Linked DNA regions of Homo sapiens: region 2 is linked to region 1. Evidence: chromatin loops called from intact Hi-C (ENCODE). Cell type or tissue: dorsolateral prefrontal cortex. All regions are shown on one strand. Links, peaks and the distances in the headings refer to the core of each region. The heading gives the core; the rest is flanking DNA. Region 1 overlaps SIK3 (SIK family kinase 3). Region 2 overlaps SIK3 (SIK family kinase 3).

Region 1 (16,786 bases), core at 3,089-11,088:
TACATCTCAGGATGCCTATGAAAGGAAACTTGTGTCAAACAAACAACACCAGGCATAGAAATATACATGAATTGTGAGGATACTTCATTCCACACATTACTGACAATAGAGAGCAGCTTAGAATTCTTGAGCTAACTATATCCATTTGCAGAGCATGGCCTCCCACACAGCTGTATGTAGCTACTCTGGAATTCAACTTGGCTAGAAGCAGCTACATGGTAGAGGCTTTGCCCTCTGGTCTTCCAAGTGATCATTTAGAACACTATACCAGCTCTGCTGGAGTTTCTAGACCCTTCAGGAAGAAAAACAGATAAACTCAGCTCAAGCCTATGACAACAGCTGAGAAAAGGAAGGATCTTGTGCATAAGGAATTCTCTCAATCACGCTATCTCCCGTAATACAGCAATAGCAGCTGGCCTCACAGGCTGAAAAGCAGCCAGCACTCGCCTCCATCAGAAGACTATGCTCCAGGTCTACTGAGATACAACTGTGCCCAGAAACACGAGGCGTAAGCAGAAAAAGGACTCTGGGACAGACTCTAAACTTCCTTCACCTGACACTTTCTGGTACTTGAAGGTTGTCTAAGCTAAGAAAAGCCTAAATAACCGATGAATTCATTTTCTGCTATGCCTTATCCTTTTGAAGTATTCTCTAATGGGCCTTGGGATTTAGGCCTATGACATTCAGCAATGCCAAGCACATGTATATTACCAAGGGCCAGAGAGATCATATTGGTAATATAGCAAGTATCTACTGACTTCCTACCCTGGTTGTTTCTCATTCTCTGTACTAATCATACAAAAACTTGTATTGCTACTTAGGGAATTATTTAACTGGGATTAAAGAGCGACTACGTTTAGGATAATCCTGTTGGCTTTCTCTGAGTCTTGAAGCTTTCAGGTTAACTAACATCATATTACAAATAATAGTTCTAAGCAGTTAGACTGTTAGTTTATTTCTAAGCACTAATAGACAGTGTGGCTGACAGCATGCTTAGCTGTTTTCTAGGACCCCCTATCTGAAGCCGGCTCCGGGAAGGGTTCAGTAAGAATCTCTTGCCATGGTGTGAGGTGATGGGGGTGGAGGATAGAAAAGATCCAAGTTGCTCACAGGAAACACTGTGGACATTGGAAAAGTAAAGGAAGTGGTTTATCTTGCTCTTTTTGCAACAGTATGGTGTAGTAAAACAAACACTAAATTTGAATACTGACCTAGTTACTTATTACCTGTGTGGCTTTGGCAAGTTAACTCATTTCTCTAAACTTCAGCTTCCAAAACTTCATCAGCAAGATGATAAAATATGTGCTATTACCTATTCTAAAATATAGTTATGTAGCTCAAATTAGATTAAGTAAAAGAAAATAATTTAGGTTGCGTATGCTGGCTTCTGCCCATAATCCCAGCACTCTGGGAGGCCAAGGTGGGAGGATTGCTTGAGGCCAAGAGTTCAAGACCAGACTGGGCAATGTAGTGAGACTCATCTCTACAAAAAATCTTTTAAAAAATTAGCTTGGAATGGTGGCACAGGCCTATAGTCCTAGCTACTTTGGAGCCTGAGGTAGGAGGGTTGTTTGAACCCAGGAGTTTGAGGCTACAGTGAGCTATGGTCATACCACTAGGCTCTAGCTTAGGTGACAGAGCAAGACCCTGTCGCCAAAAATATAAAAACTGAAAAATTGAAATATTTTTAAAAAATATATTGGCTGGGTGCAGTGGCTCACACCTGTAATCCCAAAACTTTGGGAGGCCGTGGTGGGCGGACTGCTTGAGTCCAGGAGTTCAAGACCAGCCTGGGCAACATAATAAGATCCCATCTCTACAAAAAAATACAAAAATTAGGTGGGCGTGGTGGCGTGCGCCTGTAGACCAAGCTACTCAGGAGGCTGAGGTGGGAGGATGGCTTGGGCCCAGGAGGCGGAGGCTGCAGTGAGCCAAGATCACGCCACTGCACTCCAGCCTGGGCGACAGAGATCCTGTCTCAAAAAATAAACCTATTAAAAAAGAAATTATTTTATAAACTCAAAAGCCCTAAACAAATGTAATTATTTGATATTACTACTGATATTATGATTTGGATAAGACTACTCTCCAGAGGGGCTTTTGGAGTCAGTGTTCGAACAACCCTATGCATTAATTCATTCAACAAATATTTACTGAGTGCCTACTAGAACTCAGGCACCGTCCAAAGCCCTGGGAACATAACAGTAAACAAAAACCAAATGCTTATTATGGTCAAGTGGTGATAGGAGGTGAGGAGACAATAAAGTAAGTGCTATGAAGAAAAAGCAGAATTACAGAAAGAGAATGATGGGGGTAGCCAGGACAGGCCTCTCTGAGGGGACCTATGACTCCTCTCTGAGGGGAATGTATGTGTTTGGCAAGTCTGAGAAACAGCAAGGAAGGCCCTGTGACTGGAGCTCAGAACCGGAGGTGAACAGTAACAGGAAATGAGACCAAAGAAGGGGCAATGACAGCTGTGCCTTGTAGGCCATAGTAATAATGACTCCTTGAATTTTATTCTGAATGTAAACAAATGCCACTGGGGATGGGGTGGTTCTGATTCAGATTTCATATTTACTAAGTCCTACTACACACCAGATCCTGTGGTAGGTTATTGACAGTTGTGAAAAAGACATGTTTCGTCTGTACTTTCACTAAGTTCAGTCTGGTGTGGAAGACATACAATGAAAGAAGTAGTTACAATATAAAGCTTGGTAAGCACCACGATAAGAGAAAGTTTAGAGACATGAAGAGTGAATAGAAATTATCTAGATTCTTATTTCTATCCAATCTAATTTTTTTTATTCTGAATTCTAGAATACAGGAGTGGGTGGAGTGGGGTGGGATAGGGAAGATGTATTCTCGGCAGTGGGAAATGCTCCAGAAAACAGAACTTGTTCAGGGAACGAGAAGAAAATTAGGGTGACTGGTGGGAGAGTGGGAGCTGGGGCTGAAGAGCTAGGCAGGAGTCAGGTTATAAAGGTATTTCTATGTCATTGTTTCTGAAATAGCAGATAGGAGATCAATTTAGTAAGTCGAAATCAGCATTTTTTAAAATGGAATAGAATAAAATATATTGAAATGCACTGTACATAGTAAGGTAAGTTTTGCTTTTTTAAAAAAATTGTTTGCTGGCTGGGCGCAGTGGCTCATGGAGGTCAAGGAGGGAGGATCGCTTAAGGTTAGGAATTCAAGACCAGCTTGGTCAACAGAGAGAGAGTCCATCTCTATAAAAAAATGTTTAAAAATTAGACGGGCATGATGGTGCTTGGTGCTTGCCTGTAGTCCCAGCTACTTGGGAGGCTGAGGTGGGAGGACTGCCTGAGCCCAGGAACTGGAGATTGCAGGAAGCTATGATCACATCACTGCACTCCAGCCTGGGTGACAGAGCGAGACTCCGTCTCAAAAAAAAGTCTTTTGTTTTCAGTCATGGTGGTATACGCCTCTAGTCTCAGCTACTTGGGAGACTGAGGCAGGAGGGTCACTTGAACCCAGGAGTTCGAGTTCAGTCTGGACAAAATAGCAAGACCCCATCTCTAAATCAAGCAAACAAAGCTTTTGTTCATTTGTATCTATATATGCGTGTTCTGGGTCACAGTATAAAATGTACTTTTTTCTTATCATAGCCAAAAATGTTTGTAAGCCAATGCTTTGCCACCTTATGGAGTAAACTTTACCTTAGAGGCAATGGTAAACCACTGAAAAGTTTCAGGCTAGAAAATGATATAATCAGATTTGTGTGTTTAAGTAAGAGAGAGAGAAAGAGAGAGAAAATGTACGTGTATGTGTGTGTGTGGTATGTTTTATTTATTTATATGTTTGTGTTCTGGAAAGATTAGTCATGTAGCAAAGTTGACAATAGATTAGAGGGGGACAAGACTGGAGCCAGGAATCCATATAATTGGCTATTGTTTAATTGAGGCAAGGGAAGATGATAGTATGGTCTTAGAAGTGCCTACATGAATGGAGGGTTGAATTGACAGGATTTGGTAACTGATCAGCTGTGGCACTGGTGAGAGAGGAAACATCAAGGCTTGTGCTGGCCTTGGTCAGATGGTGATGCTATTCACTAAGGCAGCAAATACAGAATAGAGCAAATCTAGGGAGGGGGAAGTCAAGTTCATTTCTGAATATGTCTCCATTGATCTGACTTCAATACATGAAAGTGAAGATAATGGTTAGCAAATACTTGGATATGTCGCCCTAGATCGAGAGGTCTGGGACAAAAAGTTAACTGAGGACTGATCACCACAGTGATCAGTGAAGCTACAGCAGTAAATAACATGGCTCCAGAAAGATGTTGTAAAGATGAAAAGATCTAAAGGATGAGCAGAGAAAAATAAGTCTGGTAGAGAAGATGGAGAAGGTGCTTCCAGAGGACAGGAGGAAAACTGGAGAATATGGCGTCTCAGAAGCAATGAGAAAAAGTGTTTTAAAATGTAATGAGTGACTCAACAATAAGAAAATAAAACAACCTGAAGTTAAAAACGACCAATAGACCTGAAGAGACACCTCAACAAAGATATATAGATGGCAAATAAGCATAAGAAAAGATGCTCATCCTCATACATCATTAGAGAATTAAAAATTAAAACAACAATGAAATATCACTATATACCTATTAGAGTGGCCAAAATCCAAAATGCTGACACCACCAAATGCTGACAAGGATGTGGCGCAGCAGAAGCTCTCACTCATTGCTGGCAGGAATGCAAAATAGCATAGCCACTTTGGAAGACAGTTTGGCAGTTTCCTACAAAACTATCCATGCTCTTACCATATGATCCAGGAATTGTGCTCCTTAGTGTTTAACCAAATGAATTAAAAATTTATGTCCACACAAAAACCTGCACAAAGATGTTACAGTAGCTTTATTCATAATTGTCAAAATTTGGAAGCAACCAAGTCATCCGTAGGTGAAAGGATAAAGGGTGGTACATCCAGGCAAGGAAATATTATTCAGTGCTAAAAAGAAACGGGCTCTCAAGCCATGAAGAGACATGGAGGAACCTTATTGCATATTACTATTTGAAAAACACCAATCTGAAAAGGCTGCATCCTGTATGTTTCTACCCATATGACATTCTGGAAAAGGAAAAACTTGTGGAGACAGTGAAAGGATCAGTAGTTGCAGGGGGTTAGGGAGAAATGGATAAACAGGCAGAGCACAGAGGATTTGGGGGCAGTGAAACAATTTTATATGTATTATAGTGGTGAATACATGTCACTATACATTTACCAAAACCCACAGAATGTGTAACACTGAGAGAAAACCCAAATGTAAGCTATGGACTTTGGGTGATAATGTGTCAATGCATGTTCATTGATTGTAACAAACATACCACTCTGGTGGGGCACATTGATTATGACAGGGGTCAGCAGGGGAGGGAGGCAGGACAGCACAGAGGGTACATGCAAACTGTGTACCTTCCACTCAATACTGCTGTGAATCTAAAGCTGCTCTAACATATAACTCTAAAGAGACAGGGCACAGTAGCTCACACCAATAGTCCCAGCACTTTGGGAGGCCAAGGCAGGCAGATCGCCTGAACTCAAGAGTTTGAGATCAGCCTGGACAACATGGCAAAACCCCATCTCTACCAAAAAAAAAAATTAGTCAGGCATAGTGGTGTGTGCCTGCAGCTCCAGCTATTTGGGAGGCTAAGGGAGGATCACTTGAGCCTGGGAGGTCCAGCTGCAGTGAGCCACGATCACACCACTGCATTCCAACCTGAGCAACAGAGCAAGACCCAGTCCCAAAAAAGGGAGTTAGGGAGGAAGGGAGGAAAGGAGAGAGGGAGGGAGGGCAAGGGTGAAGTGTTAATCACTGCTGGGCAGTGATTAAGAAAAAGACTAAGGATATGCAGTTGATCAATAACGAGATCACTGGTGACCCTGGCCAGAGCAATACTGGACCACTTCTCTGCTTCCTTTTATAGTAAACTGGAAAGAGCGTGTCGTCTATTTTCCTTCTATTCCTTTTTTGTTGCAACCACATGATTAAGCTTTTGCTCCTGTTCCTCTGCCAAAAGTGTACTTCAGAATCATTAATGATCTAGGAAGGTGAGGGTGTGGGGGGATAAAAAAGAAACAAAATCATTAACGATCTCCACATTTCTAAATGCAACATTCAGTTCTCAGTCCTCTTACCTGACTTGGCAGCAGCATTCACTCCCCACAGCTCCTCACTCCCTCCTCCCTCCTCCTGGGAACAGTCTCTTCACTTGTCTCCTAGGACAGCAGGCCCTCTGGCTTACCTCACCAGCAACTCTTATGATACCTCTTCACCTGCTTGTTCTCTAAATAGCGGTATGTTCCAGAGTTTAATTCATGGACCTCTTCTCTTCTCTGTAACCACTGCCTAAAAAGTGAGCTCACCTCATGGCTTTAACTATTATCTATACACTGGGGATTCCAAACATACATCCCCAACCCAGAATTCTCTCCTAAATGCGACTGCCAATTCATATCTTAACTCTGATGTCTAATGTGCACCTCAAACATGACATGTCTAAAACATCTCTCCAAAATGTAAGTATTCTTCCCCAGTCATCCCCATCTCAGTTGGCAGTAAAACCATCCTTCCATTTGCTCAGGATAGAAACTCTGGAGTCTTTCTTTCATATCAAATCCAACACTAAATGTTATTGGAGCCAAAATACCTGGGTTCAAATTCTACTTCAGCCACTTGGTAGCAGTGTTATCTTGGGAAAATTGCCTAATCTCTCCTGGCTTCAGTTTTATCACCAGTAAAATGGAGACAATAATCTTGTGTATCTCATAGGGTTGTTAAAATAATGAAGTGAGTTAATGTTTGTGAAGTGCTTTGAACAGTGCCTGCCACACATGGTAGGTAGCATCTCTTGAATCTGATCACTTCTTACCATCTCCATCTCGACACCCCAGACTGGGAACCAGCCACCAACATCTCTTATCTGGACTATTGTAAAAGTCTCCTCCTAACTGGTGTCCCTCCTTCAGCCTTTGTACCTTTTAGCCTACCGGCAACATAGCAGCCAAAGTGATCTTTTTTAAACAAAAGTCACTGCAAAATTTTTCAATTTTTTTGTATGTTTGAAATTTTTCATCATAAAATTTGGAAAAAATAAAACTCAGATTACATCACTCCTGTCAAAACCCTCCAATCCTGTATACTTCAGTCACAGTAAAATCTAAAGTCTTTACATTAACTAGGCCCTAAAATTAAGCTCCCTCTTACCTCTCTGACCTCATCTCTCTTCCTCATCTCTCACCGCTCCTTCCTTCCAGGCACGCAGGCCTCCTTCCCGTTCCTTCACATGCAGCCATGCTCCATCCCCGCGGCCTCTGCGCTGACCCCTCAACAGCCAGGGGGTGCTCTTCCCCGGACTGCACAGCATTCACCCTCACCTTCTTTCAGGCTTTGCTGAAAGGTCCCTTTCTCCATGAAGGGGTTTTCATGTAACTTACCAACCACTATCCTAACTCCTTCTCTATTTTATTTGTCCCACAGCATTTAGCACTATCTTCTACACTATGACGTTATCAGTTCAAAGGAGCCAAGTTAAATCTACTCCAAGGTTCACCTCTTTGTTCTAAAATGCAATTACCATGGGCTTCTACCTTGTTGTCAACCCAGTGGACACATGTTCTTCCTTAAAATGAAAACAGATGATTAAGCAAAACTATATGACTTTTTGCGTTCTCTAAAATGTTCCCTTCTTATGTGCAAATAAATGGTGATAAAATACTGTTAATTCTGAGTATCTTGTATCTATTTTCGGTGTTAAATTTTTCCAAGACCTGCCTACCTTACTGCCCACTCGTTAAATAAAATTTTTTAAATTTGATTCTGGAGGACAAAGAGCACAGAAATAGGAAATGAAGCAGTAGCAAGACTAAGATGCAAAGCCTACTTTATCCTTGGCATTTAAAACCACATTGCAATGAGAACCCAATAAGTGGAAATATCCTGAAAAAGGGTAGGAAGACAGAAGTGAAACAAAAGCATTTATTGCATTACTGCTATGCCATGGGCCTACTGAGTCTTCACATACATTATCTCATTTAATCCTTACAGTAATAGCAGCCCTCACAAAACTCTCAGCCAATTTATAGATGAGGACACTAAAGCTGAGACAGACTTAGGGCCCAGATTCAAACCCAAGTAGGGCTCTCTGATGCCAAAACCTATATACTGTTTCTACAGAACCTTGCCTCCTGGAGGCATCAGGTCAGCAAGCTGGAGTTAAAAAAGGTTGTAAGTGGGCCATTTATACTCCATCACTAAATTCCTGGGATAACTGAGTGGGTCTAACTTTCATGAACCCATTCATAGCTGTGTGCTAGCGACTCCCTTACCTGTGGACATAAAAAATGGGATGCGGAACTTTCCACTCAGCACGCGGGCCCGCAGATTCTGCAGTGTGCTTCCATCAAATGGCAGGGCACCGCACACAAGCACGTAGAGGACAACTCCAAGGCTCTGCATCCCAAACAGAGAGGATGTACAATTAATCACATCAGGGGAAACAAAAAAGACTACTGTAGTGTGTGTATGCAGATGATGGTGAGTCATGCATACGATTATGGAACAAACTTTTTCTTCCATCTTAGAACAGTTAACAATCTTCTTTGCTTCTAGGCATTAATTTAGGGTAACATCCTGAATTTTTCTCAGTACTCATTCTCTGGGGATAAGGTAAGTGGCCACAGTAGAAATAATCTCTCTTCTTGGCAACGGCCCCCATCCAAGCTGGCCCTTGGGCTTCTTTTGCAAATGCAAAGGGGAAATTTGAAATATGTGGCTCAGTCCACAAGGTAAGTATTGGAGGAAAGATTTTGCACGAGTAGGCCGGGTGCAGTGGCTCATGCCTATAATCCCAGCATTTTGGGAGGCCAAGGCGGGAGGATCACCTGAGGTCAGGAGTTTGAGACCAGCCTGGCCAACATGGTGAAACCCTGTCTCTATTAAAAATACAAAAAATTAGCCAAGTGTGGTGGCTTGTGCCTGTAATCCCAACTACTTGTGAGGCTGAGGCAGGAGAATCACTTGAACCTGGGAGGTGGAGGTTGCAGTGTGCCAAGATCATCCTGCTGCTCTCCAGCCTGGGCGACAGAGTGAGACTCTGTTTCAAAAAAAAAAAAAAAAAAAGGCTTTGCACAGGAATTGGGACTTGAAAGAACAGGTGACCAGGATCTCAATTCATGTTGCATCATTATGTATCCTTCAGGATGCGAATAGCTGTCATCAACCAAGGGTAGCTAATGCTGTGGGGTATAAGAGAAGGCAGTTACTTACCCAGATGTCCACTTTGGGCCCATCATATTCTTTTCCTTCAAAGAGTTCAGGTGCAGCATAGGGAGGGCTGCCACACCAGGTCTTCAGCAGCTGCCCAGGAGTGAAGAGGTTACTGAAACCAAAATCTAGAAAGGCAAATGGACATAATTCGTATTATTGTAACCTTTTATTATAACTGAGCAAACACTAGTCTCTAGTCACTAAAGATTCCAAATCATTGTCTGAATATTAAATGCAAAAAGAGAACATTTAGAAACCACATAGCCAGACACTTAAAACAATAATAGTGAAACAGAGATATAGATGAGCTGAAATATAAACATGATCAGTTTATGTCAGCAAAAATAGTACTGCTCCCTTCATAAACCTAGGCAGAATAAAGCGAGTGGTACTTGTTCCTTTAAGAATGCAAATGGGCCTGGGGGCAGTGGCTCATGCCTGTAATCCCATCACTTTGTGAGGCCGAGGTGGGCGGATCACGAGGTCAGGAGATCATTCTGACCAACATGTTGAAACCTCCTCTCCACCAACATACAAAAAATTAGCCGGGCGTGGTGGCGTGCGCCTGTAGTCCCAGGTACTCGGGAGGCTGAGGCAGGGGAATTGCTTGAACCTGGGAGGCAGAGATTACAGGGAGCCAAGATGGCGCCACTGCACTCCAGCCTGGGCGACAGAGCAAGACTCCGTCTCCAAAAAAAAAAAAGAATGCAAATGAAACTGGATGATGTTAAGACCACATTAGAATCAGGAAACACATGTAAGCCTACTCAGCTGGACCCAGAATTTTTTTTTTTATTATACTTTAAGTTTTAGGGTACATGTGCACAATGTGCAGGTTAGTTACATATGTATACATGTGCCATGCTGGTGCGCTGCACCCACTAACTCGTCATCTAGCATTAGGTATATCTCCCAATGCTATCCCTCCCCCGTCCCCCCACCCCACAACAGTCCCCAGAGTGTGATGTTCCCCTTCCTGTGTCCATGTGTTCTCATTGTTCAATTCCCACCTATGAGTGAGAACATGCGATGTTTGGTTTTTTGTTCTTGCGATAGTTTACTGAGAATGATGATTTCCAATTTCATCCATGTCCCTACAAAGGACATGAACTCATCATTTTCTATGGCTGCATAGTATTCCATGGTGTATATGTGACACATTTTCTTAATCCAGTCTATCATTGTTGGACATTTGGGTTGGTTCCAAGTCTTTGCTATTGTGAATAGTGCCGCAATAAACATACGTGTGCATGTGTCTTTATAGCAACATGATTTATAGTCCTTTGGGTATATACCCAGTAATGGGATGGCTGGGTCAAATGGTATTTCTAGTTCTAGATCCCTGAGGAATCACCACACTGACTTCCACAATGGTGGAACTAGTTTACAGTCCCACCAACAGTGTAAAAGTGTTCCTATTTCTCCACATCCTCTCCAGCACCTGTTGTTTCCTGACTTTTTAATGATTGCCATTCTAACTGGTGTGAGATGGTATCTCATTGTGGTTTTGATTTGCATTTCTCTGATGGCCAGTGATGGTGAGCATTTTTTCATGTGTTTTTTGGCTGCATAAATGTCTTCTTTTGAGAAGTGTCTGTTCATGTCCTTTGCCCACTTTTTGATGGTGTTGTTTTTTTCTTGTAAATTTGTTTGAGTTCATTGTAGATTCTGGATATTAGCCCTTTGTCAGATGAGTAGGTTGCGAAAATTTTCTCCCATTTTGTAGGTTGCCTGTTCACTCTCATGGTAGTTTCTTTTGCTGTGCAGAAGCTCTTTAGTTTAATTAGATCCCACTTGTCAATTTTGGCTTTTGTTGCCATTGCTTTTGGTGTTTTAGACATGAAGTCCTTGCCCATGCCTATGTCCTGAATGGTAATGCCTAGGTTTTCTTCTAGGGTTTTTATGGTTTTAGGTCTAAGGTTTAGGTCTTTAATCCATCGTGAATTGATTTTTGTGTAAGGTGTAAGGAAGGGATCCAGTTTCAGCTTTCTACATATGGCTAGCCAGTTTTCCCAGCACCATTTATTAAATAGGGAATCCTTTCCCCATTGCTTGTTTTTCTCAGGTTTGTCAAAGATCAGATAGTTGTAGATATGCAGCGTTATTTCTGAGGGCTCTGTTCTGTTCCATTGATCTATATCTCTGTTTTGGTACCAGTACCATGCTGTTTTGGTTACTGTAGCCTTGTAGTATAGTTCGAAGTCAGGTAGTGTGATGCCTCCAGCTTTGTTCTTTTGGCTTGGACCCAGAATTTTTATGTTATATTTACTTCTTATGACAAACACATCTATGACCATTTAAAAATTAGACAAAGTGACATTATTATAATTAAGTAGTTTATTCAAAAGGAAGAATATGCAACTTATTTACAAACTGAAGCAAGAATGCTTACATTTTAATTTTAACTCTCCTTGTGCTTCAATTTTCCTCCCTTCTTCTCTCCCTCTCCTACTGCTACAAGACGCAGCAGATGGGAGGTAGCAGGGATGAGTCTTCAGGAGCTACACTAAGACAATGAGCAAGGATGGCTGGCCAAAGGATTGAGTCTCTGGTGTAGAAATGCTTTTATTTATGTATGTGTACCCATGTGACAGGCTAGAAATCCCTCATGCCCCAGGGACACCATGCTCCCTGAAATCACAGCATCTGAAAATGTTAAGCACCCACCTACTCTCTGAAACCCGTCCCTCTCTTTTCCAGTTTTACTCTTGTTGACAACTCTCCTTTTGCTATTTGCTTTCCTTCTTTCTACCTTCTACAGAAGGTGTTTTTCAGCAGGCTCTGCTGATTTTAACTGCCTCTCCTTGCTCTATGTTTTCTCAGGGCTAACTCTTTTAATCTCGCTACTTCTACCAGCATTTGATATAAATACCCCAAATTTATATGTCTGGCCCTGGTACCACTCTTAAGTTCTTGGCATGAATCCCCAATACTTGCTTGGGAAGAAACACCTCAAACCCACCATTTTCCAAAGTCATACCTGCGCTTTCAGTGCTTTTACCCTCATTAGTGACATCACCACCTGTGTTACTAGAAACACTGGAGTCATCTTCAAGTCCTTTCTCCCTCGTTTCCCATTTCAACCTGGTAATAAAACTCTTACTGCTTCAACTCCATGTGTCTTGACTCCACCTCCTCTTTTCTATTTCCATTTCTACCACTGCAGTTCATACTCTTATCATCCCTAGCTTGACTGATGCTATTGCTTACTTCCTATTTCATTTTCCCCTAAGCTATCCATTCATAGCACAAAGTTACACAAACCAGATCCTGTTACCTCCTCGCTCAAAAAACATGGGCTGCCTCCCTTCTACTTACAGAAGAGTCTTCATCTCAGCATTGTCATTTAAGGCCCTTCACAACCCAGCTCCATCCTATGTTTCCAATTTATCCCTGGCCATGCTAGCATCACTAGACTATTCACATCCTGTGTTTACATGCCTTCCACATGCTATTTCCTCTCTGTACCATGCCTTTTCCTTTCTTTTCCATCTTTAAAGTATCACTCATTTTCAAGGCCCAGTCAAATATTACTTCCTGTATGAAGGCTTAACTGATTTCCACCAGAAAACACCATGTCAATGGCTTCCTCCTCCGTGCTTCCACAGCCTTTTGTTTACGCCTCTACATCCCATTACTGTTCTGTCATATACATATACATATATATTATTTATTTTTTTTTTTTTTTTGAGACAGAGTTTCACTCTTGTTGCCTAGGCTGGAGTGCAGTGGTGCGATCTTGGCTCACCGCAACCTCCACCTCCCAGGTTCAAGAGATTCTCCTGCCTCAGCCTCCCAGGTAGCTGGGATTACAGGCATGCATCACCATGCCTGGCTAATTTTTGTATTTTTAGTAGAGACGGGGTTTCTCCATGTTGGTCAGGCTGGTCTCGAACTCCCGACATCAGGTGATCAGCCCACCTCGGCCTCCCAAAGTGCTGGGATTACAGGCGTAAGCCACTGCGCCCAGCCTCTGCCTTATATTATACTTAATTGTATTGTGTGTTTATACCCTCCATTAATTAGTAAATGGAGGAGATACCGTTTTATTTATCCTAGTCTCTACACAGTGGTTCTAATACATAGCAGAGACTCAAGAAAGGGTCACGAAATTAAACTGCAATAAAATAACTGGGCCAATCCTCTTGTCACCTCCTGACTACTGGAGACTTCTCAAACTGACAATGGCAGCTGGCCAGCAACGAGAGCCTCTGCCTCCTAGCTGTCCCTCCCAAGGTTCTAAAATTAACTTAATGATCATAAGGGGTGTGGCAGTCAGGACCACAAATAGAATCATTATAGCTTCTTCTATGAGAAGATGAATACTCTCATTCATTAATGGAAATAAATAATACTTCTTCTGTGAAGTCCTCCTGGATCCCCTACAAGAAATGTCCCCTATCTACTCTGTCTGTACTTTCTTTCCCTTTATTATTTGAATACATAAATAATGTATTCTTCTAGCTCCTGAAAAACATCCTCTCTTGTAAAGATCTACCCTCTCTCTCTAGTTCCTTACCTTATTCTTCTCTCTTTCACAGTATCTAACAGTGTTTAACACAGTGGGCACTTAATGTTGACTATGAACAAAACTGCATTTAATGCTCTACCAACTAACCTGCAACTTTTGAAACACCGTAACTTTCACTTACAAATTAAAGTCTGCACACACTGGTCACTATTAAGATTTTTTTCTTAGGAGAGTGGGAACAGGTTGCTAAAAATCCCAACAACTGAGATTCAGCAAAGTTGACGTCTCTGGGAATTATCCAGAAGGAAGATCCTTAGGTTTGCAAAAATAAAAGACAGAAAAAAGATCCTTAGATTTGCAAAAAACCTTCACCAGGTCCTTTTCCATGATCAGCCTTCCTCTTCTCTCCAGTGCAGAGGAGAAATGCGAATGATTCTGTTCTGCCTGATGGATTCTGGCACTGGAATGACTGGATAACAAACTCTAGAAGAATCATGGCTAGAAGAATCATGGAGTTTTTTGTTTGTGTTTTCAATGGAGCATGCAACAGGCTAAGCAATGAATTTAAACCAGTTGAGTTTAAATTCGCCTATAAGCAGATAAAATGTACAGACTTCTCATTTTGAACCACTAATGTTTAGTAACCTTTCTAGCATGTTACTTTGCCAGGGAGGTGAAGGCACAAACCTAATAGTGTGAGCTTGTTATTTTATCTACCAAACAGGAAACTGTTACAAAGAAAACAATATCAAAGGGAACCAGCTTCAGCAATGTCTGCAGGCTTAGACTGCTAATAGTTATAAGGATTTTATATGAGAAATGAGTGTATGAGAATGAATGATATATTACAGCCAGACAACTAGAGAGAGCCACATCTGCAGAAGCACCTGCTTCCACTATGTTACATCCAAACAGCTGGCTTCAACAGCTAGACCCAATAACCAAATGCAAGATTTCTGTAAGATTCAACAACAACCAAATACTACTGGCTTGCTCTCATCTCCTATTATGCACCAAACAAAATCCTCTAGTCTCAGAAACCTGTCGAGAGGTCTTCTATAATCATTCCAAGTATTGTTACTCCCAACTCTAAGGTGTACATTCAAGCAAAATCTTGCTATTCCCTGCCTACAAGACACCTTTTACCCCCCAATTATGGGCAGATTCCTTTAATTACTGAGCCTGCGGTATCCTAATTCTTTCTTTAACGTACCAAACCTAACAGGATCTGATCCACTCTCCCTTTTCAATATACATATTATTATAAATTGACGGTTTCATTGAAAGCATATCGCTGTCTTCTCTTCCCTACCAGTGGCTCTTTACTAGTATTTCACATTAATCTTCACTATTGCTATGCATCTTGTAAGTTAAAATTCTGTCTAATTTGCTGCCCATTCAGCTATAACATAACTTATTTTCTGAACATTTAAATTATCCGTGTGGGAAAGCCTCAAATTATTACCATGTACTAAATCTGGAAGTCATTTTGAAAATTCAGTGCCTTCCAATCAATACTTCTGGGACTGAGTAACTGTGATGGGAGAATACCTCCTCTTCATTCTCTTAGCTGCTTGCCTTTGGGGACATTTTGCTGCACATTTTAAGAGGACTGGAAAGAAAAATACAGTTAAAACAAACTAGTCTATTTTAGGTTCTGTTGATAGTTTAGTGATGTACTAGGGGAATGCTGGGGTGTGTGGTAGGAAATGGAGGTGGGGAACAGATAGACATGGAACAGAATCACTAAGAGCTTTGCTGTTTTCAGTTATCTACATGTATAGACAACTGGAAAAAATTGAAAGATCATCCAAGTTGGAGGAAAAAAATTCTCATAACACAAATTCAAGCAATGAGTAAAAAAGAATGAGGAAGAATTCTCACTGGCTTAAGTCAGAAATGCCAAAGAAAAAGGTAAAGAAAAACTTTTTTTTTGGAGATGGAGTCTTGCTCTGTTTCCCAGATGGGAGTGCAGTGGCACAATCATAGTTCACTGAAGCCTTTACCTCCTGGGCTCAAGCCATCTTCCTGCCTCAGCCTCCTAAGTAGCTGGGACTTCAGGCAAACACCACCATGCCTAGCTATTTAAAAAAAATTTTTTTGTAGTGATGGGGGTCTTGCTATGTTGTCCAGGCTGGTCTCAAACTCCTAGGCTCAAGCGATCCTCCTGACTAGGCCTTCGTAAGTGCTGGGATTACAAGCAACAGCCACTGCACCAAGCCAAGAAAAGCTTTAGAGCTTAAGTTTGATCTGAACTTGAACCTAGAAAACCATTTCTATTTAATAGGCTTTTTCATCTTATTTTGGCTCTGGAGCTACTCTAATTCACAATATCTTTCATTATTTACTAAAGCTTCCTATTCTTAATGTCTCTTTTATAAGTCTCTAAGTAAGTTCCTCCATTTCCTTCACTCTTTATGTAACATGTATTTATGGAACTCTTCCAATGGGAATAGCAATGTGTTAGATCTTCTAACAAACCAAAGGCATAAAACATAGTTCTAGGGAAAGGCTCAAAGGAAGCAGAACTTGGTTGAATGGCCAGGATCTGGAGAGGCAATGAAGGAAGGTGGAAAGGGTGCTCTGAATGGCAGTCAGGAGGGAGCACGAGCAAGGGCAGAACACTTAGAATTAACTCGCTAAGTTCAAGTGACAAGCAAGACACTGCCCTGGGTACAATAAAGGGTTTGTAGGGGCATATGGCAAGAAATAAAGAGTGCACAGCAGCATCATGCCAGATAAAATACAGCTTCAAATGACAGAATGAAGACCTTGGACTTCATCCTGTGAACCATTACTATTTTTTCTTTCCTTTTTTTTTCCTCCACATTTAAAAATTTTATTAGACTTCAGATACAAAAAAACTTGATTATGAATTTATTATAACCTTTGGCTCATGACACACTCTCCATGCTCCACTCATTTACTGCTTTTATTTCAATTGTTTTTTCCCTACAGCATTATTGAGATAAGGAATACGAAATATATTACTTCATATTCTTAATGTCTCTTTTATAAGTCTCTCATAAAATATT
Region 2 (16,786 bases), core at 4,554-12,553, 60 kb after region 1:
AAGTATCAAGAGGGTCTGAGATCTCACCATTTCTGCAAGCTAATAACTCAACCTGCCACAATTACATGGGTGATGGCAGAAGATAGGAAACCCCTCTGTCAGAGACAAAAGACTTTGTCACTTACGGCACAGCAAGCAGCATGAACATCAACATATTTGCTTCAGTTCCCCAAGCCCTAATTTTCACAGGGCACTGCAAAGGGGACCAGATGACGCCTACACACACAGTCGGGTCCATTATAGGAGAGGAACCCTGAGCTTGGAGCTTAGGGAATCTTTCACACTGGGCAATAAACAGATCTTTGAGCTGTGGAGGGAGATACTATCTCTGTCTTTCAAGGGTGCTCACTATATAAACATCCTTGAGAAAACAGTCTAGAACAAAGGCAGTCAGTGCCTTACTCATGAAACATGAAGAAATGTGAGATATCCGTGGAGAACTCTCTCCCAACAACCTTGCTTCCTGTACAAACTACTGTCTTCTCCCTTCTTTCCTTCAGAGCAATGCTTCTCAAAATAGCACCCAATGCCTCCACTTCTTTAACATCTGTCTCCACCTCTGCCATTTTATTAATATTTCCCTAGCCAGGCCAGGAGCGTTGGCTCACGCCTGTAATCCCAGCACTTTGGGAGGCTGAGGCGGGCAGATCACAAGGTCAGGAGATCAAGACCATCCTGGCTAACATGGTGAAAACCCATCTCTACTAAAAATACAAAAAATTAGCCGGGCATAGTGGCGAGTGCCTGTAGTCCCAGCTACTTGGGAGACTGAGGCAGAATGGTCTGAACCTGGGACGTGGAGCTTGCAGTGAGCCGAGATTGCGCCACTGCACTCCAGCATGGCCACAGAGTGAGACTTCGTCTCAAAAAAATATATATATAATATATAAATTATTATTTATATATAATATATTATATATAAATTATTATTTATATATAATATATTATATACAAATTATTATTTATATACAATATATAATTATTTATATATTTTATATATAATTATTATTTATATATTATATATATATATAAAGTCAGAGAATATGCTACAACATGTCAACATGTTCTAGCAGTCAGAGAAAGGAGGCCCAGCAAAAGATACTAAGAAGGAACAGTCCGAACAATAGAAGAATCAGAAGTTGAACATTTGTGGAAGTCAAAACTAAGAGCTTTAGAAGGAAACAGTCAAGAATTCAGATGCTACAAAGAGGTCAAATGAAGTAAAGACTATCAATTTGCAACCAGAACACCATTTTTTACTTTAGCTAGGGAAATATATATATATATATGTATGTATGTATGTATGTATGTATGTATGTATGTATTTTTTTTTTTTTTGAGACAGAGTCTTGCTCTTTTGTCCAGGCTGGAGTGCAGTGGCACGATCTCGGCTCACTGCAAGTTCCGCCTCCCAGGTTCACGCCATTCTCCTGCCTCAGCCTCCCAAGTAGCTGGGACTACAGGTGCCCACCACCTTGCCCAGCTAATTTTTTGTATTTTTAGTAGAGACGGGGTTTCACCGTGTTAGCCAGGATGGTCTCATCTCCTGACCTCGTGATCTGCCCACCTCAGCCTCCCAAAGTGCTGGGATTACAGGCATGAGCCACCGTGCCTGGCCTCTATTTCTTCTTAAGTCAGTTGTTTCAACAGTTGGTATCTTTCTAGGAATTTGTCCATTTCATCTAAGCTGACTTTTTTTTTTTTTTTGAGACAGGGTCTCACTCTGTTGCCCAGACTGGAGTGCAGTGGTGCAATCATAGCTCACTGCAACCTCCACCTCCTAGGCTCAGGTGATCCTCCCACTTCAGCCTCTCGAGTAGCTGGGACTACAGGTGTGCACCACCATGCATGGCTAATTTTTCTATTTTTTTTTGTAGAGATGGTGTTTCACCATGTTGCCCAGGCTGGTCTTGAACTCCTGAGGTCAAGCAATCCACTCACCTCAGCCCCCCAAAGTGCTAGGATTATAGGCATGAGCCACCAAGCCCAGCTGATTTGTTGATGTATAGTTGTTCATAATATTCCTTTATAATCATTTTTATTTTTTTTTAAGACAGGGTCTTGCTCTGTTGCCCAGGCTGAAATGCATTGGCACAATCATGGCTCACTGCAGCCTTGACATCCTGGGCTCAAGTGATCCTCCTGCCTCAGCCTCCTAAGTAGCTGGGACCACAGGCTCATGCTACCACATCCGGCTAATTTTTTATGTTTAGTAGAAATGAGGTCTCACTATGTTGTCCATGCTGGTACTGAACTCCTGGGCTAAAGCAATCCTCCCACCTCAGCATACCAAAGTGCTGGGATTATAGGCGTGAGTCACCATGCCCAGCCCATTTTTGTTTCTTAAGGGACTGTAGTAATGTTCCTTTCTTTCACTTCTGATTCTAGTCATTTCAGTCTTCTCTTTTTCTCTTCTCTCTCTCGTCAATCTAGCTAAAGATCTGTCAATGTTGTCGATTTTTTCAAAGAACTATCTTTTGGTTTCACTGATATCCTCTATTGTTTTTCTATTCTCTATTTCATAATTTCTGCTATAATCTTTATTTCCTTCTTTCTGCTTGGCTTCAAGACACTAGAAGAGGAAGAACAAACTAAAACTGAAGCAAGCAGAAAGAAGGAAATAACAAATATTATAGCAGAAATTATGAAATAGAGGATAGAAAAACAACCAACTATAATGGAATGAAATTGGAAATCAAGAGTAGGAAACATTCGGGAAATTCACAAATATGTGAAAATTAAACAACACACTAATAAATAAATAATGAAACAAGACATCAAAAGTGAATTCAGAAAATACTTTCAAATGAATGAAAATGAAAATACGGCATACTAAAACTCATGATATGCAGCCAAAGCATGCTTAGAGAGAAATTTATAGCTGTAAAATGCCCACAGTTAGAAAGATCTCGTATCAATAACCTAAGGAGCTATGACTACAGGCGCATGCCACCATGCCCAGCTAAAAGCTAGATTCTTCTAGTGAAGTTTATTTCTCCATATTTACAGTGTTCAGCCTCTAATGTGATTCCTCTGGAACAGGCAGCTTCGGTATGCCTACAGTTAGTTACCTTGGGATCACAGTGTTTTTGCTAGGACTTTCTTCCTCTCATTTACTGACCATACTCAGCCGTTAAACTCCACTAGTTGCTGGCTGATTGCCCTTTTGTTTTGAATAATGCCCTGGGGCACAAATTGGTCTACAAACAATACAATCAAATTCTGGTTCCTTTGAAGAAATAATTTTTGCCATCAGTGTTTTTTTGTTTTATTTTTGTTTTTATTTAAGACAGGGTCTCCCTATGTTGCCTATGCTGACCTCCAACTCCTAGGCTCGAGCCATCCTCCTGCCTGAATAGCTAGAATTACAGGTGTGCACCCAGCCAGTGATTTATTTTCATTCTAATCCCAGAGAAGCTCTTTCTAAATTAATTCATTGGTTCTCCCCCTGCGAACTAGCAAACCTACCATTTGGCCTGTTTCATGAATCTCTTCTCAAATGTCCTTTACCACAACCTCCACTGTTCTTTTTCTTTTTTCTTTTCCCTCTACTGTTCTTGAGAGTACAATCAGGTTTGAACTTCTTCACTCCCTGTTGCAAATGAAGTCAGTTCCTTTGGGAAGAAATTAGGAGCTGTTTTATGGTTTGTTTTTCTCCACAGGTAAAAATCTCAGAGTTAGGGCTCTGGAGCTGGGGTTGGGGACAACAGCAAACTTCTCTGAGTGACGCTCCCACTCTAGGAACTGAGAGTTTGGTGGATGGAGAGCGGGGGAGGACAGCAGCCTGGGGTCCTCTCAGCTTGCCTCTCCTAGCAGCAAAAGACAGTGAAACCACTGTCTTAATACCCAAGGCAAGAGTGATCTGGGTCCTAGTATTCTCGGCATACCTGATCAAGTTCCACAAGTGGGGGCTGAGTAGAAGAAGGGGCCCCCATCTCTTAACTGCACTTCTCCAGGACTCAGCAATAGGCAGCTCGGGGCAGAATGAGAATTGCTGATGTCCAAATCCTCCTGGGAAGAAAGCTGCTATTCAGATGCTGGAGAGAATTGAGGAGAAGTGACAAATAAAAATTACAGGAGACCATTGTTTTCGAATAAACTTCTGCACTAGGCACCAACAGACCAAACTAAATATCAAAATGGAGTCACTCATGCTAAAGTTCCAAAGCGAAAACTAGGTTGTTATCTGACCTGAGAAATCAGGAGAAAGAGATAACAGCCAATTTCCCAAACAGCCCAGTCTAAAATCTTTAACTGGCACAATGATGAAGTTCCCTCTGCTTTAATCCTTACTAAAAAAGGTAGCCCGAAGTAACCTGATGTTAACTGGTTAATTTTCTATTGTTCTGTTTAAAAGTAACCAATACACTGTTCAGACTTCTTAAGCCCTTCTGTCCATAAGCCAAACTCTTCTGCTCAACTTACTGGAACACTTATTCTATGAAATGAAATGTTGTCCGATTCTAGAATCGCAAATAAAGCCAACTGGGATCATCAAACTAAACTTGCAATTTTGTCTTTTGACAGAAGGAAGCCCTGCGTTCTTGGCTGCAGTAGCCTGGACGGGAATTTCCACCTTGCTGACCAGACTTTGTTTCTTACCGAATTTGCACAGATGTTCTTGAATAATGTTCCTTCATTTTCTGCTTACTCTTAGGACGATTTCCAGAGACTTTAAATGACTGGGTTTTGTTTTCTTTAATAGTTTTCACTTGTTTCAGCAAGCAAGGCAGGTCAGCAGAGCTCCTCACACCTTGACGGCAGAAGTTGATCTCTCTCTCACATGAAGGCGTAAGGAAGCACTGTGCTAGAGCTCTATATATGCGATCTCATTTAATCTTCACAACTATAATACAAATATTCTAGATCTTACCTTATACAGACCTGGAACCTGTGCACCAGAATCATCTAGTAATTTGCTCTAAGTAAAAGGGCAAATAGGTGACAGAGATCTGATTCAAACCTAGGTCTAAATACATCCAAAGCCCAGGTTTTCTTGACTAAGCCCCTTTCATCTTTTTTACACAGACATTTTTAAAAATCAGAGCTCATGAGACAGTTCTATCCCTGTGCAGTCTCAATAATTTCTTTAGGTAATACACTATTTTCTTCCACATCTGGATCTTTTATAATAATATTACTTAATAGTATCAATAATAACATTTCAAATTCTATTGTTATATATTACATAATATGTGTTACAATATATAATTATAGGTTGGTGCAAAAGTAATTGCGGTTTTTGCCATTACTTTCAATGACAAAAGCCACAATTACTTTTTCACCAACCTAAAATATTTTGTTTTTAAAATAACATTATCAGAAGTGGTATTCTGTTTGTTCATCCCTTGAGGTACATTCACATGAAGTCCAGGACCAAGAAACGGATCTCTCTAATACTGCTTCCTGCTGGGTGCAGTAGCTCATGCCTATAATCCCAACACTTTGGGAGGCCAAGGCAGGAGGATTGCTACAGCCCAGGAGTTCACAACCAGCCTGGGCAACATAATGAGACCTAATCGCTATAAAAATTTAAAAATTAGCCTGGCATGGTGGTGTATACCTACAGTCCCAGCTACTCAGGAAGCTAAGGCAGGAGGATTACTTGAGCCCAGGAAGCTGGGGGTGCACTGAGCTGTGATCCCGTTACTGCACTTCACCTGGTCAACAGAGCCAAGACCCTAGCTCAAAAAAGAATAAATAAATAAATAAATAAATAAATAAATAAATAAATAAATAAAATCTGCTTTCTTAAAGAGTAAGGTAGATTGATGTGCCCTGTGTTTGGGTCTTTTTTTATTACAAACATTAAGATGACATGATCTTTTTTCTCCCCAAATTACCATTGTTTCCCCACCAATAAATGTCGTTCTATGAAATAAAATACCTAACAGGCAGCTCAAGGATTTGGGAGATGTTTGACTTTTTATAGAATAAAACTTGTAAAAAGGTATCTTCCAGCCTGAACAATATAGTGAGACCCCCGTCTCTACTAAAAATTTAAAAATTAGCCAGGTATGCTAGTGCACAGCTATAGTATCAGCTACTCAGATGGCTGAGGCAGGAGGATCACTTGAGCCCAGGAGTTCGAGGCTGCAGTGAGCTAGGATTGCACCACTGCATTCCAGCCAGGGCAGCAGAGCAATACCTTGTCCAAAGAAAAAACCTTATCTAGATAATGAAAGTTTTCTATTTGCCTTTGTATACATTTGTGATCTTAATTAAGGCAGGTTTATCATAACATGTGCCTGGAATGTCAGACCATAGTATAGTCTCCCAATAACATGACTGCTATTTCTCTCTCTCCAAATATTCTCTCTTGTGCTTTCATTTTCTGGTTCATAAATTTCCATATAACCATGCCCTCCAGGAAGATTTCCCTGATCTCCAAGAGTTAACCAAACTGCCATCTGCACTACTGTTCTCTACTATACAGAGTTTTACAGTTTCCATTCTCATCTTCAAAGTAATATGTTGATTTCCCTGTCTGTTTTCCACCAGATTTCTCCACGGAAAGGAAAACCAGTGTCTTAATTGAGTCAGCATCTCCAAGGCACATGATTGGCATATAATTATCATACATAGTGAAGGCCTACTATACCTTCTTGACAAACAATGCTATCCTTCAAATCTTGTAATGCTTTCATTTCTTTAAAATAAAGTATCCCCTCCCATACTATATTGAGTATAAATTTCTATCACCATTAGCTTTGACATTAACTAATCACATATACAAAGCCAATTAAATATAAAATTAAGAAATAATGATACCTCTTTTAAAAAGGACTAGCACTTACCCTAAAGATACTTTGACACACAAAAAAACACTAGATCGCTAGGGAAACTTTAAAAACACAAACACACACACACACACATCCATGCAGCCACAACTGACTAGTCATTAATAAGAAGATTCATTTTAAAAGTGATTCTATGCTTTTAAATACATTTTATCGTGCAGGAAGGAGCAAATGTTTAAAATAAAAATTAAAAAATTTTAAACTAGCAAGTGTTCATATTGATAAATTTTTTTTAAAATGAGGAAATTAGACAAATAAAGTATATAAAGAAACTTTTCTCTGTAGTTAGTTGCCAAAAGAAAAAATAAAAGACACATCAATTTAGATTTGGAAGTTTACCCTTTAACTCTACTTGGCTCCATTTATCACTGTTAGAAAAAAAATCGTTTTGTCAGTTTTTAGCATCTTAAAAATCAGATTTGTCAGTAACAAAGTCTCTTGCTTATTTCTGACATTGTGCTAAAGCTAAGTGTGAGAGGAAAATATAGCTACTGAAGGCAGAACCCCCAAAATTACAAGAATTACTGAGGGGAACTGTGAACACATGGTAAATAATATAGTTACATGTTATATTTAAACAAAGTTTAAGGAACGCACTCGGGTGAGATTATGTGCTCTAAGTGGCTCTTTCTGACACAACAGAGGCCCACACACTTGTGTGAGTTCTGTCGCACTTGGTAACCTCAATTAAAACCTGCAAACAGGAAAGACCCTAAGTCCCACGTTCAGAAAGGATGCTTGTTTTTGGAGATCTTTAATCTCAACTGTCAGCGCCTGACTGAAATAAACAAAACACCTTTGCTAAGGAAACAAATGTGTTAAAGGGATTTTACTAGATTAATCAAAACAAATTAAAATGCCTTTGTTGATAGAAAATGGCAGGATTGAAGAACAGCATCAAGTGACTGCTGCTCAAGTGACAAAGGCACTGAACAGCTATTTTAGGTTTGCCATAGTGTGCTCAATAGCTGTTTAAAGAATGCAATAAATGTACTTACCAAATATTTCCCCTCCACTAGCATATTCTGTCACCAGATAAATCATCCGTTCTGTCTCCATAACCTGGTGCAAAGGCAGGAAAGTGACAGACAGTGACACAAATGACAGGCTGATACAGGAAGATAAACTAATGACTCCTCTTTTCTCATTTGAAATATTAATAACCACTATAGATTAAAGAAAATTTAAAACATTTTTGGGGAAACAAATATAAATGTTATTAAGAAGAAAGGGAAAATTAGATATTCCTCCAAGTTCTTAAAAGTAGGAAACATTTATTGCTTGAGAGAGATAGGCTTTTTGATGTTCCATGAGGTCTCTGCAATCTCTTAAGCTCCATAAAACTGAGAGGCAAAGAAGTTGTCAAGAACCAAAACTTAAACTTCAGATTCAACATCAATCATCTGAAGCACAAAAATGCCCTATCAAATCAAAAAAAAAAAAACTAAAGCAAAAAGAAGCCTTTGGGGAAAATAATGGGAGTCACATAAGAACGCCACAGAAATCACATATGTCTTTCTTTTTTTTATAGAAATGACAACTTTCCTTTCCACTGCCCATTTATTTGAAAAAAAGAGAACAGTAATTTAAAATACTCAACCTTTTAAAGTAACGTAAGTGATTTGTGTTTTGTCTTGGTCCCTTTGTTGCTCCTTTTTAAAATTCATTGTAGTATGTTGTCAGTCCTTTCTTCCTTTTTACATTTTCCATCAAACATTTTTAAAAGTAATAATGATTACATACACTCATTATAAAACAAAAGACCAAAGGCTTTCCTCTTCCCAATCTCCTCCATCTCAATCCCCAGAGGAACACTGTTCTCTGCTTATTGTATATCTTTCTACAACAGTGCTGTCCAATAGAAATATAATATGAACTGCATATATTATTTTAACTTTTCTAGTAGCCACATTTAAAAAGGAAAAAGGAAAAGGTGAAGATAATTCTAATACTACTTTTTATTTACCCCAATATATCCAAAATACTATCATTTCAACAATTCTTTTTAAAATTATTTTTAGTTTTACACTTAAATTAATTAAAACTAAATACAATTAAAAATTCAGTTCCGGCCAGGCGCAGTGGCTCACGCCTGTAATCCCAGCACTTTGGGAGGCCGAGGTGGGTGGATCACTTGAGATTAGGAGTTCGAGACCAGCCTGGCCAACACAGTGAAACCCCGTTTCTACTAAAAATACAAAAATTAGCTGGGCGTGGTGGCACATGCCTGTGATCCCAGCTACTTGGAAGGCTGAGGCAGTAGAATCACTTGAACCCAGGAGGCGCAGGCTGCAGTGAGCAGAGATCATGCCACTGCACTCCAGCCCGGGCAACAGAGTGAGACTTCGTCTCAAAAATAAATAAATAAATAAATAAATAAAATTTAAAAAACCCAGCTGCCAGAAAGCAAAATTAAAGCTTGAAAGAAGGCACTGCTCAAAGCTAGCACTGGACCTGTGGAAATCCTCATAGGCTAATCTTGGGTAAGACAGGCAAACTTGCAGAATTCAGTTACAAGGGTAATAGCTATAAGTCAACCTCTTGAGAAAGGTCAGCCTAAGCCCCACAATTATTTAAAGATGATTTATTTTAAAAGGTAAGGTCAAGAAATTTATTCAGCCCATCAGGATAGGAAGGAAGCTGAGGTTAGACACCTGTGAGCTCACAGATATAGGTCTTCAGGCAGCACCAGGAAGCTTTCATAAGTTTGCTTGTGGGGCAGAAGGTAGGCGTTGTTCAACATAATTTAGGCTGATAAATTTCAACAGGTCTGCTCCTGTTGACCTAATTTCATTATGTGAGCAGCTGATGCCAGGGAAGAGCTCTAACGCTGTAGTTTTAACCACACATGTTAATATCACAACATGTTTTCTTTTCCATAAAACTAAGAGGCTACGAAAGCTTGCCCATAGAGCCTTGGGTGTACTTTCTCCACTTTTACACATGGTCCTATGTCTGGGCCAGTAACCATTTACTGCAGACTAACAGCAGCAAAATAACCAAGTGGGTGGCCACGTCCTTCAGAACTAAGAGATGGCTGTTCTGGCAGAAAGCAGCAAGTAGAGTTGGGCCTATGCAGAGGCAAAGTTCTCGGCTGCCAACACATTGCAATTTGAGAAGCATCCCGAAGCCCCACCTCTCCCAAAATATCTCTTTCACCAGCCTGCTAAGGCAAGGTCCTCTCCTCCTATCCCGCTTGAAATTCCAGCCATCAGATTTACTGCTTTTGTAGTTATGCTAGGGAATCATTTTGATGATGGCATGAAATATGCATGTTTCTTGGGAAGACCAAAAAAAAAAAAAACTAAAATAGAAATCTCTCCTATTGGAGAGATCTGGTCACTTGATCTGGTCTCTTGATTATCAAAATAATTACTACCTTGGAAAACTAAGTCTACAATCCTATTAGAATAGAAAAGAGGTAGGTTTTGATTGATCCAAGAAGCAGTCCTTTGCCATAACAATTTATAACATGATCACAGAAACTAGTATTCAAATAATGCTATTAAAAAAATGTTATATTCATCTCTAACTTTTCACCTCTCTAAATTCTCTTCTTTTTGAGTTTCCCATCCTGTGTTAGAACTCTGAACTAAATAAAATAAATTCTCATCATCTTCTGAATTAACATTTTGTGTAGTTGTTGCTAAGAATGGCATCAAATTTTAAAGAACAAATTAAAAAGACCTACCTGGGTAAGGAAAACGTACTAGTAAATGGCCAGGGGAAACTTGAGGATACTAAGTGCTGAGCGCGTAAACAGAAGGGTAGGAAAGATAGCAGGATTAACATAGAAACAAAAAAAGTCACAGATGTTCACCCACCCACATTTCTTCAAAGGGAGCCATACATACAATATTCTGGGTTCTTTGCAGCTATCTGCTATACACTAATGATCCTACCTGGTAGAGCCTGATGATATGGGGGTGGCAAAGCATCTTCATAATTTGAACTTCCCGGAAAATCTTCTTCAAGTTTTCTTCATCCAGCTGGGTCTTATCTATGATCTTGATAGCAACCTGACAACAGAGGGAAAAAAATTACTCTGATGCATTATTAAAAGCAGTTTACTAAGAAAAATTAGGTTCACTTTAAAACATTACGTTCCATAAAATATAAGCTGCCAGTATTCTGTTTACAGAATGTCAATGAGGAAAATTAATTTACTCTTTTTAAAAAGATAGGAAATGGATTCCTAGCAAGTTGGTCTCAAAGGAACAGACTCCAAAAGCTAATGGGTCTTCTGCCATTTCTTCAATTGCTTATACGGTAAAATCCTATGAAAAAATACTTTATTACTCCATAGATGTCGTTACGGTCTGGGTCAAATCATGTTTCAGTGCAGAGTGGTATACAGGGTCTCTCATTAAGACAAGAAGCTTTAAATAAAATAAAAAATTTTTAAAAAGGCAAGAAGCTTGTATCATAAATACATGGTGTCTTACTAAGGTTCTATGAGAACTTTCACAGGGGCTTTACACATCTCACCAGATGCTTGTAGAACTCAATAATAATAATAATAGTAGCAGTGATGGTGGTGGCAGCAGCAGTAGCAGCATCTACCATATACGAAATGTTTACTATGGGCCAGGCATAACTCTTAGTGGTTTGGAAGTACTAACTCATTTAAACCTCCTAACACCCACCTTATCATTAACCTTGCTTTAGAAATACAGAAACTGAGGCACACAGAGATTAAGTAATTAACCCAAGATTAAGTAATTTACACCTAGTATGTGGCAGGTGCAGGATTGAAGCCTAGGTAGCTTGGCTTTAGAATCAAATTCTTAATAAGAATGTTATAAGAATCTGAAGATCTTTCTTTAGCATACATGCACTGCATCATAAAACATATCTTTCCAATGTGCCCCCTTTTAATAAGATACTCATCAGCAAATACATTTTAATGAAGAATGAACGATGAAGGACTTTTAAAAATTTACTAAATCTAAACTTCCTCAGTGAAATACTTAAAATATTTGTGTTGCTCCAAAATATGTCTATATCTCAGTTTCAATTATGTAATCAGTATGGAAGCAATACTGGTTAGATGAAGAACCTAGACTAGTCAAACTCTAGTCCTCTCCAAATCTTAACATTCTAAGATTCTATGCACCAGAGAGGTAAAGGGAACATATACAGTACTTACTGAGGAAAAAATCAGGAAAACAAAATTACAAAAGTAAAAATGTTTAGCTCAGAGAAATAAAGACTGTTTGGAGCCATACGTGGCAGATTATTCAGATGTATAAATGGCTGGCATAAAAGTAACTTTATCTGAAGCTGTTTCAGGTGTTAAAATGAGGACCCACGGGAGAAAGGCACAGGGAGATAAATTTCAGCTGTACTCAAAGAGCATTCAAGCCATGCCTAACGAGGGAGTGTGATGAAAGGAGCTGGGTGTGGCTGGAGCTACAAGGATTAATCAGACACAGCCTAAACTTCAAGGAGATCACAGTCTAAAAAGGAAAAAAGATGTGTGGAACTGAAAACAATGCAGCATTGGAAGTACAAGCAATGGAGCTATGTACCAGGTATAACAACAGACAGAGGATGGTGAATGACCTTCACCTACAGGAGAAGAGGTAGAAAAAGTCTGGGAAAGACTTGACAAAGAAAGCAGAATTTCACTACAGAGAGAACTGGGATAGGCAGAGAAGAAGGTAGAGAATTTAATGAGGATCTCACCAGCTGCTTGGTTTCCTGTAAGAAGTCTTGGATAATATAACCCTTGACCACCTGCATTTCTACTTCTCCTCATTACTGCACCAGATCACATACAAGACCTTAACTCCACAACTGGTCTAGCATCTGCTCCTGCTTCTCTCAGGACAGCTCCCAAAACAACAACAAAAAAAATCATGGTACACAATGTCTCTTCCTAGAACAAATAGCTTGGTCTTAATAGTCATTATTAATAAAATCTTACATGTGAATGGCACCTTGTAATGTACAGAATGCTTTCATAAATATAACAAGCTTAGAAACTTGCAGATATATCCCCATAGCAGAGCTGCCAAACAGCTGTAATCCCAGCACTTTCGGAGGCCAAGGAGGGCAGACTGATTGAGTCCAGGAGTTCAAGACCAGCATGGGCAATATGGTGAAACCCCATCTCTACTAAAAAACTTTTTAAAAATTAGCCGAGCATGGTAGCATGTGTCTGTAGTCCCAGCTACTCAGGAGGCTGAGGTGGAAGGACAGTTTGATCCCGGGAGCTGAAGTTGCAGTGAGCTATGATCGTGCCAGCAACAGAATGAGACCCTGTCTCAAAAGAAAAAAAAAGAACTTCCAAACAAGTGTGTTGGAAATGGGTTACAAGCAATAATGGATCACCTCCAATCTCAACTTTCTGTGCATGCCATGATGTGCAAAAGGTGGGAAGAACTGCTAGGATTTATTTACCTTAATAACAGAGGGCATCAACTGTCTAAGGCCTGTGCCTGAAATCTTCCACCTCTGCCCACCCCCTACTAATTGATGGCATGTACAATGTAACTGGGGAAAAGCGGGTGACCTTCAGGTTAACTTATGAAATTTGTGCATTCTTTCACCTCCAAGAGATCACAGGGAGTCATATAGTGGGGCCTCCCTGATTCACAAGGCACTCACTCTAAATTTCATTTGCATTCTGAAGCAATAGGATCTTCATAATGGTAAACAGAGATTGTGTGGCTCCCAGTCAGCCACACAATCACGTGGGTAGATAACAATAGAGTGAATTAAATGCATTTCTGACTTACCATATTTTCAACTTATAATGGGTTTATTGGGACGTAACCCATCATAAGTCAAGAAATATCTGTACTAGCAATAATGCCTTTTGTTGGCTATAATTAACAATAATTTATTACATATTTCAAAATGGCTGAAGGAGATTTGAAATGTCACCAACAGAAAGACATGATAAATGTTTGGGGTAATGGATATCCTAATTACCCTGATTTGATCATTACATGTTGTATCCATGCAGCAAAATATCAAATGTACCCCATAAATATGTACTATAATAAATAAATACATACATACATGAATTTTACAAACAAATGTACTTCATCTTTTCAGGAAAAATTGCATTGAATATAATCTGTTCTTAGAAGGCACGTACAAAGAAGTTTTAATAGATTAAAACATCAAACTCCTGTCTACTCTTCAGTGAGAGTTCAGATTCCAGAAGACATTGAAAAGTGAAGCTTTGGGCCAGGCACGGTGGTTCACGCCTGTAATTCCAGCACTTTGGGAGTTAAAGGCAGGCGGATGGCTTGAGGCGAGGAGTTCAAGACCAGCCTGGGCAACAAAGTGAGACCTCATCTCTACAAAAAATAAAAAAATTAGCCAGGTGTGGTAGTGTGTGCCTGTAGTCCCAGTTACTCAGGAAGCTGAGACAGAAGGATTGCATGAGCCTAGCAAGGGTGAAGTGAGCCGTGATCACGCCACTGCATTGCAATCTGTGCAACAGAATGAGACACTTTCTCCAAAACAAAAAAACAAAACAAAACAAAAAAACCAAAGTGAAGCTTTATTTAGCAGTTGAATATAGTACTGAAAGCAAGGACTCTGAAGACAAGCTACTTAGATTCAAAATCTTGGAACTATCCCTTAATATATAACCTAGAACAGGTTACTTAATTTTCCAATGGCTCCCTATCTGTAAAATGTGGGCAACAATGGAACCTACTTTAAAGTGATTTTGGGGATTAACAAAGCTAATACATGCAACCTGATTAATATAATGCCTGGCACAGTAAACAGGCAATATATGTTAATTACAGGTAGTGCTGTTGTTATTTTATTTTCTTCTGGAATCAAGCCTTCAACTTTAGGCATTCCTTGGCAAGGATTAGATTTGCTTCACTAAGCAACATAATCCTGGATCTGAAACACATCAATTCCTTATTCAAGGGACAAATTGAGGGACCAAGAAGCAAAATAGCTAACAATTTGTGGGCAGCATTCAGAACCAACTGGCTGCCGCCAGCTGATGTGGGAAGAACATGGAAAGAACAGAGCTGGAAAAAAAATAAACGCATTCCATTCAGGAAAGTCACAGTGAGCCATAGGATGGAACCCACAGCAAGACCCGACCCTGAGGGCTGTGGCAGAGAGACACTGGTCTACTTCTTCACAGCAGGCCAGGCTCCCCTTGCCAACCCTACCTACTAGCTAACACCTGAGAGGAGAGAACTTACTGTTGCTTGGCAATGGCATAACTGCCTGATAAGACCACTTAACAGGGAAAGGAACTCAGCTCCTACCTTAGCTGCAAACTGGAAAGTGGGAGTTTTCTAAAAAGCAGAAAAATAAAGTTGGAACAGAGAAACTGCCAAGTCAGACAGCAGGTGGCTGGCACACAGGTATGATTGTTTTGAGAATATCTAAACAGATAAATGAGTATGAGTTTCACAGCTACAGATTACTGAAGACTATATAATAAAGGTTTTGGTGTAAAGTACACACCAGTTGCTTGAAAAACTGAATGTGTCCACAACAAAGGTAAATCAGTAGGTAAAGAAAAGATAAACTCTCAAAGAATGTTATTATATTGGGGTTGAAAATCTATAAATCTCCTAATTGTACTTACATATGAAAATTATAACAAAGCAGAAAACTTCCAACATGTTACCAAGAGACCATATATTTCCTAAGTTTGCCTGTTCTACACAGAATTCTTTTATCTTCCAAAGAGCATGATTTTGTAAATTGACATTCTAATATTAATTAAACATGACACTGTATCAAGTATGCTACTAAAGAGATAACAGATTGTGAGAGTCCTTAATTTCCCTACTCAAGACATTCCCATTCAACAAATTCTTCTGTTTCAATTGGCATGTGGTAGGAAAAAAATTAAATTTAGATCATGCCAAATTTAAAGTCATAGTTCTTTATTATTCATTCTATGAGAGGAAAAATTACTATTTCTCCCTTTTAATTCTCACTTCTAAAAAACACAGTTCTTTTTAACTCAACTCACTTTTGTAAGCACAATAATGTTCATAGTGAATGAAGCTGAAAAAAATAGTGGTTTCTTCACAACAGGCAATAAATTCACTTGCATATTCTGACACCATATTTGTAAGCAAGATACGGCAACAGAGTAAAAGACAATGAACTAAGGGACAGTTCAGCATTAAGATCAAAACAAACCACCCTTCCCCATCAGAAATAAATGCCCTATAGCAGATAGTACGGATTCAGGGATATGCCAGGACAAATGGACAGTTCAAGAAAGAACTACGTAGGAGGGAAATGCAAAGATCACAAGGGCTCAAATTCTTCCAAGACGAGAAAGAGGATCTCCTTACACTGGTATGCAGATGAACATACAGTAATTTCAAAGAATATAGTGAGCAGACTGCATGCTTTTTAGAAGGAAAGAGAAAACATTACAGTTTGAAGAAAAGCTTATTTTTTTAAAAAATTTGTTTTAAGGAAAGAGCTCTATTTCTTTTAGAAATGTCTTTAGAATTTAGGCAGATATCAAACATTTTGTCATTGTAAGCTTTTTTCAATGGGGTTATGTTTTTATACTAACTTCTGTAGCAAAATTTTTATTCTCTATTTTTATGACAAAGCTTATCTACTCTAGAACATTCTCGGCTCAGCTCTACAACTATTTTATGATCTAGATCTGTACAGTGTAATACAGTAGGCACCAGCCACGTGTAACTATCCAGACTGATGCGCTATAAATGTAAAATATATACCAGATTTCAAAGATAGTAATATAAAAAAGAATTAAACTATCTCCCTGATACATTTTTATATTGATTACATGTGGAAATTATAATATTTTAGATATATTAGGCTAAACAAAAGATATTAAAACTAATTTCACCACTTTTTACTTTTTTAATATGATTATTTAAAAATTGTAAATAATATATGTGCCCTCTTTCTCTTGGACGGCACTGATCCACATAATGCCAACAGGCTACATAATTAATCTACCAGTTAAAGGACGTATTCCTTGAAAATGACTTCTG

Evidence for each region. Peaks named below come from ENCODE experiments on the same cell type or tissue, not always from the same donor. Only the 100,000 strongest peaks of a DNase experiment are listed, where the experiment ranks them.
Region 2: it touches region 1 in a loop (2.0-fold over the local background); 3 of 110 quality-filtered maps call a loop at or near these places.

Annotation. Positions count from the first base shown.
Region 1 is chr11:116,887,913-116,904,698 of GRCh38, forward strand. SIK3 (SIK family kinase 3) reads right to left here. Exons shown (of 25, transcript NM_001366686.3): 5 at 9,281-9,405; 6 at 8,341-8,464. Among named protein-coding and RNA genes, the nearest start is that of APOA1, 59 kb to the left of the region's middle. RefSeq lists enhancers at 2,656-2,715, 7,338-7,417, 8,079-8,580 and a silencer at 13,398-13,598. In dorsolateral prefrontal cortex, for the core only: a CTCF peak has its summit at 7,346; a DNase peak (open chromatin) is centred at 7,344; H3K27ac peaks cover 5,927 bases.
Region 2 is chr11:116,946,246-116,963,031 of GRCh38, forward strand. SIK3 (SIK family kinase 3) reads right to left here. Exons shown (of 25, transcript NM_001366686.3): 2 at 10,703-10,819; 3 at 7,799-7,862. Among named protein-coding and RNA genes, the nearest start is that of APOA1, 120 kb to the left of the region's middle. RefSeq lists a silencer at 2,244-2,303. In dorsolateral prefrontal cortex, for the core only: no CTCF peak of the experiment used is centred there; no DNase peak of the experiment used is centred there; H3K27ac peaks cover 5,453 bases.